2 separate regions of the Homo sapiens genome follow, and region 1 is linked to region 2. Evidence: chromatin loops called from intact Hi-C (ENCODE). Cell type or tissue: IMR-90. All regions are shown on one strand. Each heading gives the region's core, and the rest is flanking DNA. Links, peaks and the distances in the headings are about the cores only.

The links. Hi-C counts contacts between places; a loop is a spot of excess contacts. Peaks named below come from ENCODE experiments on the same cell type or tissue, not always from the same donor. Only the 100,000 strongest peaks of a DNase experiment are listed, where the experiment ranks them.
Region 1: a loop joins it to region 2, with 1.9 times the contacts of the local background. A loop is called at or near these places in 1 of 110 quality-filtered maps.

The regions. Positions count from the first base shown.
Region 1 is chr18:60,192,199-60,198,113 of GRCh38, reverse strand. It overlaps the pseudogene LOC342784. Among named protein-coding and RNA genes, the nearest start is that of LINC03111, 70 kb to the right of the region's middle. In IMR-90, for the core only: no CTCF peak of the experiment used is centred there; no DNase peak of the experiment used is centred there.
Region 2 is chr18:60,369,930-60,375,844 of GRCh38, reverse strand. MC4R (melanocortin 4 receptor) reads left to right here and starts at 3,070. Exons shown (of 1, transcript NM_005912.3): 1 at 3,070-4,783. The coding sequence starts at 3,496. The coding sequence ends at 4,494. In IMR-90, for the core only: no CTCF peak of the experiment used is centred there; a DNase peak (open chromatin) is centred at 3,024; H3K4me3 peaks cover 276 bases; H3K27me3 peaks cover 178 bases.

The DNA.
Region 1 (5,915 bases), core at 941-4,940, 180 kb after region 2:
TATGTGACTTACCAAATGTGTGCTTAAATACTGCCTCCGAATCTTTTCTTGGAATGGGCAGATCTTCTTAACTTGGAATCGTTCCAAATTACTTTTCATTTTCACTACCCTTTCTTCTAGGAATGGTGTATTAACAGGAAAGTAGGACCAGAAATGCCATAGAAGTTCTCCAACAGCTACATACAAGTGTTTCAATTCAGACTGAATATCACTTGGCACCATCTGGTTTATGGTTTGCTGTGTTCCTCCCTGCATAAGGTCCCCTGCAGGTGACAGTGCTATGATGGTACTACTGGCAGCACTACTCAAGAGAACCTCAATTAACTTGGGTATATAAGCTTCCATTTCTTGCCCAATACTTTGAAAAGAATAATGTCCTTATTGTTGCATACTGTAGTGACTAGACTGGAGTTAGACCATGATAATACCTACCTGACTTCTTGAGGTTTAGTGCAATCATTTTTATAGAATTATCTTTCCCCAAGTCTTCATATTCACTGGACTCTTGCGATTTCGCCCTTTTGACTACTGGCTGAAAGCAGTCTGCATCTCTGGAATTTCCATCCATGCTGCTGGGCTATTTTGCTCATTTTCTGCTTCTTGTTTCCTGAGTCCAGCTGCCAGGACCATGGCACTGTGATGGTTAAATCTCTTGATGGCAGCATTACTATTCTCTTCTATGGATTTAGAATTGGAAGCAGATGGCACAGAGGAAATGCCATAGCCCTCATCTAATGGCTTATTTCCCAAAGCTGTTAATTCTAGTAGTGGGTTTTTCACTCCTAATGAAACCATTGTTTTAAGGCCTTTTTCATCTATTTTGGCACATTCTGCAGAGAGATCCTTTGACCCTGTATTCAGCCAATCCCTGTGAAAATAATGGGACTGGAAAAAACGTGTCCAGAATCCCTTCTCTGTCATGTTGTGGGGAACACTTTCTGCATATTTCATTTTCACTGCTGGATAGGTCCTAAATATGAACTCAATGATATCAGAAGTTAAATTATATTTCAGACCGTTACAGCCATCGGTTTCGGGCCAGACATCAGCCAGATATGCAGCAGAAATGCCAACATCCTGCTTATGATTGGATGTGGAAGAATTTTCTGTTGCATTCCCATTTAAATGATTGGCCCAGAATTCCTCAGCACTCATCACTTGGCTCACAACAAGATCTTTATAAAGCTGAAACAAAACAGGATCTTCTTGCAGCATTCTGTTCTTCTCTTCCAGTTCTTTATTTGCTTTCCTCTTGAATTTGGGAAGCAGCTGCTGAAGGTCCTTTACTGCATCTTGCTCTTTCACTGCTGTGTTTTCACTGGGAAAACGGAAGTTAATTGTATCTCCTTCATGTAGGTCCAGCTGATGCTGAATTGTAGCTTTGCCTTCTGGACTAATTTTCTGACATTTAACATCTACATACATACGGCTGACTGTAAATCTATTTTTGCCTTCAGGTGCCCAAGCAATTCTTTCTGCCATGAGGTATAGAGCTCCATCCTGCTTCTTTTGACGCACTTTCTTTACAATCAGCAAAACTTCTTCAGAGGAGGTTGCCATGGTGGCTAGAAGGTGCAGGTGGAAGCTATAATTCTGGGCCAGTAACTAACTGGATTGGATACGGTTGAGTTTCGCTGCGCTTCTTAGAGTCGCTGCTGGAAAGAGGCTGAAATCCAGTGGCCACAGCAGTCGCCACCCCCTCTGTTACTGGGGGGGGTCTCACTTCCATCGCTGGCTGTGAGGAGTCTGAGGGCATGTGACTGGGAACACAGTTTTTTTGTGTGTTTTGTTTTGTTTTGTTTTAATATCTAGGTCTTGGGCCGGGCACAGTGGCTCATGCCTGTAATCCCAGCACTTTGGGAAGCCGAGGTGGGTGGATCACCTGAGGTTGGGAGATCAAGACCATCCTGGCTAACATGGTGAAACCCCGTCTCTACTAAAAATACAAAAAAAAATAGCTGGGCGTGGTGGCACATGCCTGTAATCCCAGCTACTCGGGAGGCTGAGGCAGGAGAATCACTTGAACCCAGGAGGCGAGGCTACGATGAGTTGAGATCAGCCATTGCACTCCGGCCTGGGCAACAAGAATAAAACTCCATCTCAAAAAAAAAAAAAAATATATATATATATATGTGTATATATATATATATATATATGTGTGTATGTGAATATATGTGTAAATATGTGTATATATATGTGTATATCTAGGTCTTTGGAAAGTTTTTTTTTTTTTTTTTTGAGACAGTCTTACTCTGCTGCCCAGGCTGAAGTGCGGTGGCACAATCTCGGCTCACTGCAAACTCCACCTCCTGGGTTCAAGCAATTCTCCTGCCTCAGCCTCCCGAGTAGCTGGGATTATAGGTGAATGCCACCACGCCCGCCTAATTTTTGTATTTTTAGTAGAGACAGGGTTTTGCCATGTTGGCCAGGCTGGTCTCTAACTCCTAACTTCAAGTGATCCACCTGCCTCAGCCTCCCAAAGTGCTGGGATTACAGGCATGAGCCACCATGCCCAGCTGGAAAGCCTTTTTAAAAGACTGTAAGTCATTTTATTGGAGAGAGGGTGGGTACCTCTGAAGCCTACAAGAAGTGAAGAGATGCTCCAGGGGCCCCAGAGAAATCCAAGTCTGAGGCTCTCAGGGGAGGAGGACTCTGACTGCAGGGAGCAATCTGGGCTTCTGCTCTGTCTCCACTCCCATCCCCTCCTGAGGCCCTCAGTGGTATGGGTCTATGGAGCACCTCGTAAGAATCAGTGCTGGGCAGCCAGATTCCTAGTCTCGCCAAAGATGAGAGCAGGCTTTACAACAAGAAGGGCCACAAAACCCAACTCAACAGGCAGAGAAATGCAGGTATCTCATCAGTGATCAGTAAGGCCCTGAGATGCTTCCCTGAAACTGTGGCCCTTCCTTAGCCCCAGGAGCTTAGGATGACTCTGAGAGAAGAAACTCCAAAAAAGGAACCTATTCAATGGGTGCAGGATCAGAATTGAGTTTATGTAAACTCAATTAACATGTGCTATAGTTTTTCAACTTAACTCTGCGATTTGTACCCATTGCTATTCTAGTATAATGACCCCCAAATAGCTCTTCTGTCATTTAATTTTGTAGAGATGAGTACAATTTTTAAAAATATATACTTTCAACTAAAATATTCTAAACACTGAAGCAAACCGGATCCAAAATTTTTTAAAAGTTTAAAAATATGCATATAAACTTGCCAAGAGAGAACCAAAGACTGTCTCGTACCTAGTACTCCTATTCCCTTTTTTCCCTCAAGGCATTAGTTTTATATTAATAACATTTAGCTTTGATGGATGGTTGCATTGTTTGAAATATTGGAGAGTTAAGTAATTTAAACACTGTTACTTGGTTCAGGACATAAATTCCGAAATGTTTCATCTCAGTTAAGGTCACCATGACTAATAAAATAATATACAATCTGCAGCTGCTTCATAGAGAGTGCCTAGAAAAAGAACGTATTGCCCAGAATTATTCACTGTAAAGAATGCATTGTAACTATCAAAGAAATTAATATTGAATTTATCCACCAGGATACAGAAATAATAAATGCTTACTAATTATATAATATGTAAAAGAGTTTCAAACTAATAAAGATTAGATTCACCACAATCACTTGTGAACATTCACAATAGGCCATTCCTAAATATCAGATTAATGGACTGCACATCTCTTAGAAGAAAAAGAAATGGATGGAGAAGAACAGCATCTGGGACCAGAGACTGGCTATATGATTTTTATATTATCATTTTCTATATACAAAGACATTCCGTATTACCAAATAGCTAGATAATAAAGGGAGAACAGAAATTGTTATATTATTTTACCACAGTAGAAAATGTTTTAAAGAAAAAGCAATGAAATGAATAGGATTTTTCTATGTCAGTAACTATTCTGTTTTCATAACTGTCTTAAGGATGCTGCTCAATTTCAGGTTTTCTTTACTTGTCTTTTATCCTGTTTTATTTCTTCACCACTTTTTAAAATGGGATGGTAGGCCCCTATTCTAATAGCCATGATGCTATGCAAAAGCACAGGCCATTTTGGCCTGGCTGTTCCTCCTGCCCTTAGTAATAGTTAAATAAGCAAATTACCTTTGCAGCTCCTAAGAGTCCTGCTGTTCCTCATTATTTCCCTTGCAAATTAGCCCCCGAGGAAGTCACTGATGTCTGGACTTAGGAAATTGTAGTGAAAAGCAACTCAGATTCTTAGAATTAAATCAGGAAGGATTTCCAGATGAAGTGTCATATAGGGTGACTGACTACAGTTGACAACAATGTATTGCACATTTCAAAATAATTATACAGGACTTGAAATGTTCCTAACACATAGAAATAATACATACTGAAGAGAATGGATACCATACATATCCTAACTTGATCATTATTCATTCTATGCATGTAACAAAATATCACAGATACTCCATAAATACATACAAATATTATGTACCAATTTAAAAAATTAACTCGTGTATGTGTTTTTGGGTTTATTAACTACTAGATTTTTGAGAGCTAAGGAAGACTAGGGTAGCAACAAGTAGATGAAGATGTATGTTTGCTCTTAGATTGGTTCATGCAAATTTACTTTTTTCCAATAATATTCTTACATGTAGGAATACAAACTATATGTTCATTCCAGCAAGAATAAATGCTATAAATATTAATATGAATTTAAACTGCTAAGTAATTGTGTATGTGTTCCTCGGTAGCAAGTTTACTTACACAGACAAATCTCAGGCAAAAAAAAAAAAAGGAATTATGATTCAGATCAATCATGTACAAACTAATACTGGTTTTTGACAGCCTATTAAGACATGCAATCATTCCCCGCCAGACAACACAAGGAAGAGGGCAAGGGAGAAGCAACATCAAATGAATGGTTTTATTGCAATAATTTCAACATCAGGCTGGAGAACCTACACAAGGATGATGGTAGACAGCTCCTGGAAGACAGGCACAGTTCCCGGTGTATGTGTGGCCTTACACCTTGCCAGTGCCAAGTATATAGTAGTCACTTACAATATGTCTGTTAGAGTGAATAAATCTAGAGACATTTGGGGAACGAAAAAATAAACAAGAACGTTCAACAAATTATTTCACATCGAGTTTAACATTAAGAATTCTCAAATCTTGGAAATGTAAAGATTGGAAAGTAGAGTTTGTTCCTGAGGAAAATGTGTCCTGGTAAGCTTTATGTGTCAACTTGACTACAGTGCCCAGTGATTCAATCCAACACTAATCTAAATGTTGCTGCAAAGGAATTTTGTAGATGTGGTTATCTACGCTCAGTTTACTTTAGGTAAAGATTATTCTCAGTAATAGGAGTAGGCCTCATTCAATCAGTTGGGAAAGCCTTAAAAGCAAGACTGAGGTACCCCTGGGGAGGAAGACATTTGGCTTTAAAACTGAAACATCAGCTCCTATCTGAATCTTCAGCCTACCAGCCTGTCCTACAAATTTTGGACTTCGCAGCCTCTGTAATCTCATAAGCCAATTTTTTGATCTCTAAAATAAGTAAGAACTAAATATACTAGTGATATAGGAGATATATCTTATTGGTTCTGTTTCTCTGGAGAAAGCTGAATGACAGTGTCAGTAGAAATTTTAGGGACAATATCTTTTGGGCAGTTCACATTTTTAAGTAAACACCATTTTGTAATGAGATGGTCTTTCCTTGGTCATCAGACTATCTACTAAATTAGTGGGAGTTTGAATGCCTTAAATATAAAGTTGACTATTGCAATTTGATTATAATGACATGGTTTGTGTCTAGGTGTCAAATCTATGTTTGAAAAATAAAAGCAGCTACATTACCATTTTAGAGGACATGTGAGTTCCTTATGTGTGAGCTTTCTAAGCCAATAAATGCCTGACCACTCTCAATTAAAGTCAGAAGTAT
Region 2 (5,915 bases), core at 855-4,854:
TTAATAACCATGGGTTAGGCAATCCTTTTTTAAATATGATCCCAAAAGCTCAGGCAACCAAAAAAATTTGATAAATTTAACATCATCGTAATTAAAAGGTTTGTGGTTTCAAGAACACTATCAATAATTGAAATGGCAAAAGTACCCAGAATATGTAAAGAGCCACTACAACTCAATAATTTAAAAAAATCCAATTAAAAATGAGCAAAGGATTTGAATAGGCATTTCTCCAAAGATTATTACACAAGTAACTGGTAAGGATGTAAAATCATCTTCAGTATCATTAGGCATTAGGGAAATGAAAATCAAAAGTATAATGAGAGTTCACTTCATATCCTTATGATGGCTAAAATAAAAAAGATGGACAATAGCAAGTGCTAGCAAGAATGTGAAGAGATTTGAACCCTCATACATTGCTAACTGGAAATGTCAAATGGTGCAGCCACTTCAGAAAACAGTTTGGCAGTTCCTCAAAACAAGAAACAGAGTTATCATATGATTCAGCAATTCCATTCCTGGTTGTGTATCCAAAAGAATTGAAATCATCTGTCACATAAGAATTTGTCCATAAATATTCCTAGCAGCATAATTCGTGATAGCCAAAACTGGAAATAACCCAAATGTTCCTCAACTGATGAATACATTTAAAAATATAATGTATACAGCCAGGTGCAGTGGTTCATGCCTGTAATCCCAGCACTTTGGGAGGCCGAGGCGGGCGGATCATGAGGTCAGGAGATCGAGACCACGGTGAAACCCCGTCTCTACTAAAAATACAAAAAATTAGCAAGGTGCGGTGGCGGGCACCTGTAGTCCCAGCTACTTGGGAGGCTGAGGCAGGAGAATGGCGTGAACCCAGGAGGCGGAGCTTGCAGTGAGCTGAGATTGCACCACTGCACTCCAGCCTGGGTGACAGAGCGAGACTCCGTCTCAAAAAAAAAAAAAAAAAAAATATATATATATATAAATGTATACATACAATGGAATATTACTCAGCCATAAAAACAAATCAAAACTGGGCACAGTGGCTCATGCCTGTAATCTCAGCACTTGGAGAAACCGAGATGGGAATATCGTTTGAGCCCAAGAGTTTGAGACCAGCCTGGACAACATAATGAGATTCAATCTCTACAAAATTATTTTTTAAAAGCTAGCTGGGTGTGGAGGTACATTTAGTTCCAGCTACTCAGGAGGCTGAAGTAGGAGGATCACTTGAACCTAGTGAGCCATGATCATGCCACTGCACTCCAGCCTGGGTGACAGAGCAAGATCCTGTTTTAATTTTTTAAAAATCAAATTCTGATTCACATTATAGTGTAAGCAAACCTTGAAAATATTATGCTACATGAAAACAGTGAGCCACAAAAGGCCACATATTGCATTATTTCAATCATATAAAATGTCTAAAATAGGCACATTGATAGAGACAGAAAGTAGATTAGCAGTTCCTAGAGGATAAGGAAAGGGTAAAATGGGGAGCAACTGCTAATGGGATAATGAAAATGTTTTAGAAATAGAAAGTGATGATTATGGCACAACTCTGTGAATATATTCCCCCAAAAATCCATTTAATTACTAAAGAGGTGATTTTTTTTGGTATGTGAATTATATGTCAATTTTTAAAAAGAGAAAAAATAAGGCAAGAGGAAGGTAAGATTATTTCCAGCTCATGATGTTCAGGAAAGCCCATTCCAGCATTTTACAATATACAGATGATTAGGCATTCAGAAATACAGGGGAAGGGAGTTGGAGGTGTGAGTTCTGCTCTGTGCAATCATTCAAGAGACAGGCTCCTTTCATGATATGGTCCTGCCACCTGTAACATGAGATTTCAAAGACAGGAGAGAAAACTTGTGTAAAATTATGAAAGAGCTAATGCGATGAGCCCCACTGTCAACATGCCATTAGCTAGAATTTAGTCATAAGGTCCTACCCAATTCCAAAGGTGGATGGAAGACGTTAATTTATCTCAATGCTCAGGAACAATACTTAGTATTGTCTCTGTCACAAAAGGAAAGAGGATACATTCCCAACCTAAGTAACTGAGATTCAGAATTAACCCTGAAATAAGCAGCTACAAACTATAGAGCACTAAAACCAAAAATAATCATAGAAGAAAAGAATATACAAAATTTTGTATAATCTGTTGTTCAGTTAATTTGGAAAGTAACTTTGCTGCCATCTTTCAAACCACCTTAAGCAAAATATTCAGAAACTTCAATAACTAACTAGTATCACCAGTCTTGGCTTGATAAGTAAAGTTACTAGGTATTTGTCGGTTCAACTTACGATACGTTAAACTCTGGAGGTTTAAAAAAAAGTTGCTTAAAAAAAAAAAACAGAATGCAGCTTATTATTTTCCTGAGTTCAGTGTAAGCATAGTTACATTAATGCCGTATGAGTTTAAAATATTGTAAATAAAAAGCACCTTTTTTCAGCTATAACACAAACTCCTCAATAGAGAAATATGGGATATTAGTGCATTAAAATCAACCCCTTTTGAACCCATTCATAATTTATAGCTACCTACATAGTTCTTCCAGCCATACCATGTCTATCTGTATCATTAAATATCCTCTCTGTTTTTCAGGTATTTTAACTGAACCACTACTGGCTGGGTTCTTAATAAAAACAAAAAATTAAGAAGGTAAATAAATTCAGTATCCTAGCCAAAAAGCAGAGTATCTGTTTCAGGAACATAAGACAGTATACTTTCCATTTCATTTTACACACACACATGATGTCTTTTACATAAGAATGAACCTGGCTGCCTGAAGATAGCTTGTTTTGATATCACAGAATGGCCTCTAGGGATCAAGTTGTTTCCCTTGAAAACTTAAAAAGGGAAATTCAGTCTCTTATCCGGCTTGCTTCTCGACTTCAGACTTCAGGAGCTTCTGCATCTGAATCTGTGTCACCCTGCAATTTGTGTCTCTGAAACATAATCCTGTCTCACAGACTCCCATTGCATTGGGATTGGTCAGAAGGAAGCAGAGGAGGAGCCACCGTGAACATGTTTTTTTTCTCTCCACACATCATAAAAATCAGCAGCTGGCGCCTACAGCCCCTAACACTCAAAGCAACGCTCAGGCTGGAAACAGAAGCTTCCGAGAGGCAGCCGATGTGAGCATGTGCGCACAGATTCGTCTCCCAATGGCATGGCAGCTTCAAGGAAAATTATTTTGAACAGACTTGAATGCATAAGATTAAAGTTAAAGCAGAAGTGAGAACAAGAAAGCAAAGAGCAGACTCTTTCAACTGAGAATGAATATTTTGAAGCCCAAGATTTTAAAGTGATGATGATTAGAGTCGTACCTAAAAGAGACTAAAAACTCCATGTCAAGCTCTGGACTTGTGACATTTACTCACAGCAGGCATGGCAATTTTAGCCTCACAACTTTCAGACAGATAAAGACTTGGAGGAAATAACTGAGACGACTCCCTGACCCAGGAGGTTAAATCAATTCAGGGGGACACTGGAATTCTCCTGCCAGCATGGTGAACTCCACCCACCGTGGGATGCACACTTCTCTGCACCTCTGGAACCGCAGCAGTTACAGACTGCACAGCAATGCCAGTGAGTCCCTTGGAAAAGGCTACTCTGATGGAGGGTGCTACGAGCAACTTTTTGTCTCTCCTGAGGTGTTTGTGACTCTGGGTGTCATCAGCTTGTTGGAGAATATCTTAGTGATTGTGGCAATAGCCAAGAACAAGAATCTGCATTCACCCATGTACTTTTTCATCTGCAGCTTGGCTGTGGCTGATATGCTGGTGAGCGTTTCAAATGGATCAGAAACCATTGTCATCACCCTATTAAACAGTACAGATACGGATGCACAGAGTTTCACAGTGAATATTGATAATGTCATTGACTCGGTGATCTGTAGCTCCTTGCTTGCATCCATTTGCAGCCTGCTTTCAATTGCAGTGGACAGGTACTTTACTATCTTCTATGCTCTCCAGTACCATAACATTATGACAGTTAAGCGGGTTGGGATCATCATAAGTTGTATCTGGGCAGCTTGCACGGTTTCAGGCATTTTGTTCATCATTTACTCAGATAGTAGTGCTGTCATCATCTGCCTCATCACCATGTTCTTCACCATGCTGGCTCTCATGGCTTCTCTCTATGTCCACATGTTCCTGATGGCCAGGCTTCACATTAAGAGGATTGCTGTCCTCCCCGGCACTGGTGCCATCCGCCAAGGTGCCAATATGAAGGGAGCGATTACCTTGACCATCCTGATTGGCGTCTTTGTTGTCTGCTGGGCCCCATTCTTCCTCCACTTAATATTCTACATCTCTTGTCCTCAGAATCCATATTGTGTGTGCTTCATGTCTCACTTTAACTTGTATCTCATACTGATCATGTGTAATTCAATCATCGATCCTCTGATTTATGCACTCCGGAGTCAAGAACTGAGGAAAACCTTCAAAGAGATCATCTGTTGCTATCCCCTGGGAGGCCTTTGTGACTTGTCTAGCAGATATTAAATGGGGACAGAGCACGCAATATAGGAACATGCATAAGAGACTTTTTCACTCTTACCCTACCTGAATATTGTACTTCTGCAACAGCTTTCTCTTCCGTGTAGGGTACTGGTTGAGAATATCCATTGTGTAAATTTAAGCCTATGATTTTTAATGAGAAAAAATGCCCAGTCTCTGTATTATTTCCAATGTCATGCTACTTTTTTGGCCATAAAATATGAATCTATGTTATAGGTTGTAGGCACTGTGGATTTACAAAAAGAAAAGTCCTTATTAAAAGCTTAACAATGTCTCCTTCGTGTTATTCATAAGCATTGGACACTTTGCGTGCTTTCGTAACATAGAAATCAGAGCCTCATTAAACATATTCTAATAAATGCTTTATTATATTATATTATCCACCATTGAAATGTAGAGAGTTCATTCTAGCAGTTAAGGGAAAATATTTAAAGAATAGATGTATAATCATTTTTAAAAATATCATCACTGAAATTTCAAGTAATTTAATTAAAGGTTTGTTCATCCTCCCTGTGCAGAAGTAGAAATGAAGCTCCTCTAGAGAGAAAAACAGGTGCTGAAAAAAGAGAGATGCTGAGTTAGAAAACTATGTGTACTTCTCAGACACAGAAAGATTCATCTCCCTTAGCAAACAGCCTGATATTTCACACAGGCAATTCGGTTTGGGGTGGGTGGGAAAAGGCAGCTATAGGGATGAAAGTGTCCTGGAAAACCTAAGTTGCCATGTCAAGCTAAATTTCCTGTTACCAAATTATCCCTAAACAATATTAATAAAACAGAGAATGGGGATTTATGCCCCCTTTAAACAAGGATTCAGGGTCTGCTGAAGTGTCCAGAAAAGGTAATATTGTACTGAGAGATTTAGCTTCCTGTTTCTAGAGAAGTACAGGACTGACATCGAATTCTTTCTCATTTCACATGAAAATGACTTGCTGTTTACTTATTGCTGATTTTTTGAACTGGAGTACAAATGTTGATTATCAAGGATTTTAAACTTCAAAACCAAATTCATAGCAGAAGTGTTTTCTGGCAATATTTGTAAATAACTAAAATAAAGGTATCTGTGATGCTGGTACATTTTAAGCAGGAAGGGAGGCACCTACCAAACCCCAGAGGATGTCATGCAATAAACTAGCCTTCCACAGCCACTTCTTGAAGAGTAAAATGTTTTGCTCCAAAATAATCCTACAGATTTGGCCACTGAGCAATAAAATTTGTACTGTACTTTCTAATCTGTGTGTAATTTAAAATAAAGCAAAAGAATATATTAGGTTGAGGATTACCAGTAAACTATCTTAGGATTTACAGGGTCTTCAAATGCTCATGGGCAGAAGTCATATGCAAAGGTACTCCTTAACTCAAATCTAAATGTTTTACACTGATTATAAGACCCAAGAAACACTTTC